Regions from separate parts of the Mus musculus genome. Here region 1 is linked to region 2. The links are chromatin loops, found by intact Hi-C in ENCODE. Cell type or tissue: heart. All regions are shown on one strand.

Region 1 (4,000 bases), 1.8 Mb before region 2:
ATTCTTCTGATTTTTATAATCTTTCTGTCTCTTCTGCAATGGTTCCTTAGCCCAAGGCGCAGGAGTGTGTTGTAGTCAGATGAGTTGGGACTGTGCTCCACAGTTCTATGTTTTCACTGGCCGTGCCTCTCTGCAATGTCTCTGCTGCAAAGAGAACTTTTCCGGGTGAGGGATGAGGCGTACACTGATCTGTGAGTGTAAGGACATCTACCTAGAAGGCCGTAAGGGATTAAGCTGGTTTAGTACGGTAGTAGTTGCTAGTTCTCCTTCAACATCCATGGCTTTCCTACTCCGGGTACCTGGATCGATATCATTTTTATTTATTATAACACATTTACTCTCAACTGCACAGGACTTAGATACAAGGTAAGATTTAAAAATCAACCAGCCACTACTTCTACATAGAACCTTAAAAGGGAAGTGACCAGAGCTGGATCTGACCTGAAAGCCCCGCCCTCCTGAGGAACCAGGCATGATTTTTTTCTTGTTGAGCGGGCCTTAGGTCCTTTTAGAGAGCTCTTAGTTACTGACAAGCTATGTGAGCCAGTTCTTCCTGTATTCCTATGGCTATTGTGGCATGTTGGTTATTAACGTGGTTCATAGGCATCATTGTTGGCTAGACTATTGGTTGCTGCCTTCCTTTGGAGACTTGAACGATACCCTGTGGTACACAGAAGCTAGTCCTCAGGAGGGCGGGGCTTTCAGTTCAGATCCAGGTCTGCTCACTTCCTGTTTAAGGTTCTGTGTAGAAGTAGTGACTGGTTGATTTTCAAATCTTACCTTGTATCCAAGTCTTGTGCACTTAAGAGTGAATGTGTTAAAATAAATAAAAATGATATCAATTGCAACATGATAGGGCCATTGTCCTGGAGAATGTCTTTCCCGGTGTTTACTTCTGTTTTTATGTGATTGTGAAAGGGTTAGACACACACGTAAGATTTATTTAAAGGTGTATCTATGTTTTAGAACCAGCCAGTTTTGCTCTTTGGACGACCACAGGGAGACGGTGAAATCCGAATAACCACTCTGGACAAGCATACAAAACAAGAAAGGTGAGTGGCAGGTGCACTCTCACGGTGGTAGCTGCTGTCCCAGGAATGATGGCTTCAGTCAGGTATTCTAGGACAGGTGGCGGTGTGCAGGCCAGGGGGCCAGCCAGTCACCAGTCCCTTACCTTTTCTAACATATGTCCCATGTATTACTTCTCTTTCTAGCCTGCACTCTGTTGATTTGCCTAAGGTTTTAGGTGCTAAATGAAAATGTTCGAAAATAAGACGCATTTCAATCATGAAACGCCACCAGACGATTGCCGTAAAGCCACGATTGCCTGTTTTAAAAGACTCATTTGGAAATTAACTGAAAATAATAAAAATCATCCCAGGGAGGAATGCAGAATGGGAACTGTTTAGCAGTGTATTTTTATTTAGGGAGACCTCTAGGCAGAGTCCTTGAATATCCTTAGTACTCTTGGCCTTTTATTCTCTGTCATGACAGGCGATTGTTTCCCCGGACTCTTTGTAGAAGAAAACGTCTACCAGCAGGGGGCAGCATTGACCCTTGTTTCCACCTTGATACCCGGGTTCCTCAGCTAGTTCTCAGGAGCCACACATTTGACTTTGAAGATGAGGAAAGTGTTTGAACACTGGGAATGTGTCATTGTCACAATCATTGGTTAAGAATAAGTGTGTTAATCATTGAGAGTTTTAAAAAGCACACATTTATTGCAGTTGGATAAGGTTAGAAGATTCGTTTCCTTCCCCAATTAACATTGCTTTTAATAAGGAAAAAAAAAATTAACACAGAAAGTTAACCATCACTTTCCTGGCTTGCAGTTTCTCTTACACCCAAGCTACACTTAAGGTGACCCATTAAATTGTGACACCGAACACAAGGAGTGAAGGCACAGGTTCTAAAGTTAGCTTGGGTGCGATCTTACTCTGTATGGATCATCAGTGTAACTGCTGGCAATTTGCATACAAGCCCCCGCCCCTCCAGCGTGGGTTTGCACACCCAGGATGAGAGTAATTCCGACCCGGGTGGGGACCCAGGGGATTTATTTTATGTCTTGTTTGTGGAACGAACAGTTCTCAAGGCTTTTGATTGATTGCTATTACGGTTGTAGAAGATCTACTGTCCTGATTGTGAATATTTTTCTGAGATTTTAGCATTGAAATAAAAAGAGAGCAATTATTCATGAGCAGCTTTATGGCCTATCTTAGTGAGTATTTTCAATGACTCTAAAGTGTATGGATTGCTTTTCTAATGCTCCCTCCCTTCCTTTAAGTTCAAATGAGGGGAGCTGGGGTGGAATGGCAGCATCTCTCCTTGAGCCCCATGAAGGACAGTGATGATCCTGTGAGCCTGTATTCCTTACAGTTTCTACTGTGTGGCCCTGCCTGTGGCCCTTAATGCAGAAGAACGCTTGGCTGGTGCAGTCACATCTTGCCAGGAAAAAAAAAAATGCACTTGCAAACAGTTTGCTGTCAGTCACCCACACTCTCTCTTTTACAGGCATATCTTCTTATTCGACTTGGCAGTGATTGTCTGTAAAAGGAAAGGCGATAACTACGAGATGAAGGAAATAATAGATCTCCAGCAGTACAAGATAGCCAACAACCCTACCACTGACAAAGAGAATAAAAAGGTGACTACTGGGGAGGTGGCAATGGACAGTAATTTATGCAGAGCTTTGAATATTCAAATATAATCATCCCTTGGTATCTAGACTCCTCCCTCCACTGCAGACACCTGAATCTGCAGATACTTGGGGCCCTTATATAAAATGGTTTAGTGTTCACATATAACCTGTGCATGTCTTTCTACATAATTTAAAGCGACTCTCGGCTCTTTGTAATTCCTAAGACAATACTTGGGTTGCTGTAAGCAGCTGTTATACCGTATCATTTAGCAATAGTGACAAGGAAACAAGTCTGTACATGCTTGGTACAGATGCAATTCATATTGTTTTCATCTGCAGTTGTTGAATATTTGAGTACAGAACCTGCAAAATCTGGAGCCAGATGTACATACGTCCATTAGAGTGAGATGCTGCTGTCTGAATCAGGCATTGAATTTTCAGAGATTGATTTTGGTACAGGTTCCTGTGAGCTATGATTGGGTCCTGACAGACCCAATGATTGGTTGATCTGACCATTTCCAGTTCCTCTGATCAATATGGTAATAATGATTTTCTCATCAATATGAAGTTGGTAACTGATTTTCTTCTCAGTATGAGGTTTGTTACAGTCGTCAGTGTTAATGCTGTTAGCTATAAGGTTTTGTATGCATGGCTATGCCGGTGCTCCAGTGAATCTGAAAATATGTTTTTAACAAGTGATAATCATTAACTTGAAGAATATTCATTTTTCACAGTGGTCTTATGGCTTCTACCTCATCCATACCCAAGGACAAAATGGGTTAGAATTTTATTGCAAAACAAAAGATTTAAAGAAAAAATGGCTGGAACAGTTTGAAATGGCTCTGTGAGTATTTTTACTTTTAAAATTTATTTGTGTGTGTGGTGTGTACTTGCACAAACGTGTGTGTGTTGGATGTGTACCTGTGTGTGTGTGTGTGTGTGTGTTATGTGTAGGCCAAAGGTTTTATCTCCTTTAGTGTCTGCCCTTTATATTGAGCTAGGCTCTCAATTGGATCCAGAACTCACTGATTTAGCTAGACTACCTAGATACCTTACCTGTGGGATCCTCTCTGTGGGCCTCCCAAACTCTGCGATTGAAGGCTGGCTGCCACCCCTGCTCAGCTGTTCCTTGGGTGCTGAGGGTTCACACTTGGGTGGTTGTGCTTGGCCGGCAAGTGCTCGCCCCTCCTGAGCCATCTCCCCAGCCTACATTTAAGAGTCCATTGTGTCTACTATTTAAATCACTGGTAAGTCAGAGGAGCCGCTCTCTGCTAGAGGCTGCTGGACAAAGGCTCTGTTCAGGGATGCTAGGGCTGACTGTGAGCTGGTCATCTGGTCTCTGAGAAGAGTGCTGGTGAATTT
Region 2 (4,000 bases):
TAGGTCTCCCCCTTCCCTGAGGCCTCAAGTCTCTAGATGATTAAGTACTACTTTTCTCATAGAGACCAGATCAGGCAGACCTCTACTACAAATGTGCCAGCGACCTTGAATCAGCCCATGTATGCTCCTGGTTGGTGGATCAGTATCTGGAAGCTCCCAAGGGTATGGATTAGTTGAGTCTGCTGGTCTTCACATGGGATCCCTCTCCTTTTCAATTTCTTCAATCATTCTCCTAATTCAACCATTGGCTTCCCATTGACTTCAGTACAATGGTTGGGTACAAGTATCTGCGTCTGTCTCAGTTAGCTGCTGGTATGACCTCTTAGAGGATAGCTATGGCAAGCTCCCATCTTAAAGCACATCATAGCATCACTAACAGCATCAGGACTTGTTACCTCACCCCCATAAGATGGATTCAAAGTTGGGCCGATCATTAAACCGCTCTTCCCTCAATCTCTTCTCCATTTTTGTCCCTGCAGTTCTTTTAGACAGGACCAATTCTGGGTCAGAAATTTTATTGTGGGTTGGTAACCCAGTCCCTCTCCTTGATGCCGAGTCTATCTACCGGAAATGGACTCTTCAATTTCCCTCTCCTCATTGCTGGACATTTTGGCTAAGGTTACCCTCATTGAGTCCTGAGAGTTTCTCTCCTCCTATATCTCTGGTACTTTCCAGAGGGTACCCTCATCTATCCCTCCCCCACCCCCACCCCCAGGCTGCCTATTTCCATACAGTGTCCTGGCCCTCCAGACTTCTGTCCTGTCCCCTCTTCCATATCTGATCCTCTCTCCCTTTTCCCCTCCCTCTCTTCTCTCCCACCCAGGTCCCTATCTCCCTCTGCATCATTTAAATTTATGGGAACCAAGGCCTTGTTTTACTTTCAGTATTGAGTCCTCAGGAAGATTCAATAAAGGTGAGAAGTAATTGAACAATATATGTTAATTACTTGGACTTTGTTATGGAAAAAACAGAGTGCTACTAGGTCATCAGTTCTCAAACTTTGGGTCATGACCCCTTTCTGGCATGTGAATGACCCTTTTATAGGGGTCACCAAAACCATCAGAAAACACAAATATTTCCATTATGATTCATAATAGTAACATTATTACAATTATGGGATAGCAATGAAAATAATTTCATGGTTGGGGTAACCACAGCAACACTATTAAATGGACTTACTGTTAGGAAAGTTGTGAATTCTTGTCCTAGGGAAAGTCAGTTTAGATTTTACTGAACATACGAGAAATAAATTTTATTTTTTAAATCAGTGTGATACCTTTATATGAAACTAATGAAGGTGCTATTTGGAAGATAACATAACTCACAAAGGCCTTCAGAACAATTTAGATATATGCATACTTCACCAGTAAACTGGGGTTCATACTTGACTCCTTCTTTCAAGAAGGCTTAAGCTACTGAAAGGTAAGGAACACTCCAGATCATCCAGGACAAAGGGATGTTCTCAACCACAGTGGGACATGAAACTGGAATTCTCATTGTCTTAGTCACTCCTTTAAAATTTTGGTGGGAGAATTTGTGAATTCTACGAATTCCTGTTTTGCTTCTAAAGAAGAATAAGATTGGATAGATAGATTATCTGAAGTGAAAATTGCAGGGCAGTATCCACAAGACTTAATTTGTCACTCTTTTCACTATGTCATCATTGAATGCTTCAGGTCTAGCCTGGTACATTCTGTGTTTAAGAAATTAAAAATTCTATTAGAAGAGAAGTTAGATATGTGTTATCAAGAGAAACGCGGTGAAAAGGATATGAAATTTAATGAATAGAGATAATAATAATAATAATAATAATAATAATAATAATAATAACTCAATCCTAGTGTGAAGCACAGTGGTCTGGCCTACTTTCTTCCTATTCACACCCTGTCCCCTGTGGAAGCTCTATTTCTGTTGATCCATTGCATAACCTATGCCAGTCTTTTTCAGTGTTCTGTGAATTTAGTTAATAATTGATGTTACTATAGCCATCAGTGATAGAGCTTGATTGTTTCAAAGGTTAGAGAAAGTGAAAATTATATACACATTTATATTCAGTTACTCAAGCTGATTGTCAGCAAGCCATTTACCTCATCATTCACTACTTATGAATGATATGAAGAAATTACATCATCACCTTAAAACTCTCAAGGAGATTTGATGAAATTGTACCTATAGAGCAGATAGTATAATATCAAATATAATAGATAAATAAATGTGATTTTTAGAAGAGTGCATGTTATTTAGAATTAAAATACATTCTTTGCTTAAAACACCCTTTTCAATTATCACATGTATCTTATTTTTTTACACGTTTAGTGTGCAAATAATAAAATTCTTACTGGATTTTTAAATAGAAATTATGTGGACCAAATCGAAAAGTGGGGATATAAGGCTTAACACCAAACCTGTTACTTCATATATATGAGGTGAAATGGGAAAATACAGGCATGTTAACTTGGATCTGGGAAAGCACATGAGGCCTTAGTCCTGTTCAAAGAATTACTGACAGCTAAGAAATGTTGACAGTGGGAGAAATAATCTTCTTCATGGAAGAGCACACAAATTGGTTATCCAATACCAAATAGCCCTGAAAATATACAAAAAGTATTATGTAGACAGAACAGGTTATGTTTAGAAATATACATGTATATAAATATATGCATGTAATGATAATGAAAAAAAAAACCATTGATTTAAAAACAACAATACAAGGGTATGTGGGAGGACTTGTCAGAAGGAAATAGAAGGGAAGGTGAAATAAGCATATCATAATCCAATGGTTCTTAATATTTCTAATGCTGGTACATTTAACATGGCTCCTTATGTTGTTGTATCCCCAAACATAAAATCATTTTCCTTGATACTTCATTATTGTAATTCTGTTACTTATGAATTATAACATGAATCTCTGTTTTTTGGGATGATCTTTGGTGACCCTTGTAAAAAGGGCATTGTATCCCCATTATGTGTCATGATCCACAATTTGAGAACCACTGACATTATATTATAATCACAAAAATAAATTAAAACATTCCTCTATAGGTAATCATGGGAAATAAAAAAATACTAGATAAATCATGACATGTTATCAAATGTCTGCTTTAAAAGAATTTGATAGTCCCTATTCTTTACTAACCTATGTTTTATTTCTAATTACATCCACATTTGTTTTGCTGATGATAATGAATAGATACTATATACACCAACAGTGGATTTTGGTCATTGATGTTTATTACTTGTCAGAGGTTTTATGAACCAAATTAGTATTTTTGTAAGAAATCATTTTAACACAAATAAGTTTTTCTTTGATTTCTTTCTCCCACCTTTTCTCCCTGTCTCCCATCTACAGCCATTTCTCAGCCTTTCTATGGCCTTCTTTCCATCAGAAACTCATGACCTTTGTTTTAATATACCTGATAGTCTCTCTAGGAAATGTGAATGTAAGTGGAAGTTGATGGCAGGGGAAGTGAATTTTTTTTCTTTATTCACTGGAAAGAGCATTTTTCACTCTTTAAAATGGTATTAATTATTAGATTTCTAAAAATTCCCTTCATTTTCCTTGATTTCTGAATTTATAGAGTTTTTTTCTCTAAAACAGTCTTAAATATTGTGATGTCATGTTCCACTTGCAGAAAGAAGCCTAGCATGGTTGTTCTGAGAGACCATAGCAGCAATTGACTGAGTCAGACACAGATCCTTACAGTCAACCATTAGACTGAGGTCTGGGAAACACTATGGAAGACTTAGAGGAAGGACTGAAGAGTCCAAGGGGATGGCAACCCCATAGGAAGACCAATAGTATCAACTAAGCTGGACCCTAGGAGCTTCTGCTATTTGCCTTACTTGGATCCTTAAATTGTAGCATGGTTATCCTGTCCTTTAGGATTAGTCTCCACTTACACATGAGTACCTTCCATGCATAACTTTTTTGGTTTTGGGTTACCTAACTCAAGATGATATTTTCTACTTCCTAACATTTGCTTGCAAACTTCATGAAGTT

Evidence for each region. Peaks named below come from ENCODE experiments on the same cell type or tissue, not always from the same donor. Only the 100,000 strongest peaks of a DNase experiment are listed, where the experiment ranks them.
Region 1: a loop joins it to region 2, with 7 times the contacts of the local background. A loop is called at or near these places in 5 of 42 quality-filtered maps.

What each region holds. Positions count from the first base shown.
Region 1 is chr3:109,524,903-109,528,902 of GRCm38, forward strand. Vav3 (vav 3 oncogene) reads left to right here. Exons shown (of 27, transcript NM_020505.2): 13 at 967-1,052; 14 at 2,512-2,644; 15 at 3,373-3,482. Among named protein-coding and RNA genes, the nearest start is that of Vav3, 190 kb to the left of the region's middle. In heart, a CTCF peak has its summit at 1,533 (motif pointing right); no DNase peak of the experiment used is centred here.
Region 2 is chr3:111,342,599-111,346,598 of GRCm38, forward strand. No RefSeq gene overlaps it. Among named protein-coding and RNA genes, the nearest start is that of Gm6602, 540 kb to the right of the region's middle. In heart, no CTCF peak of the experiment used is centred here; no DNase peak of the experiment used is centred here.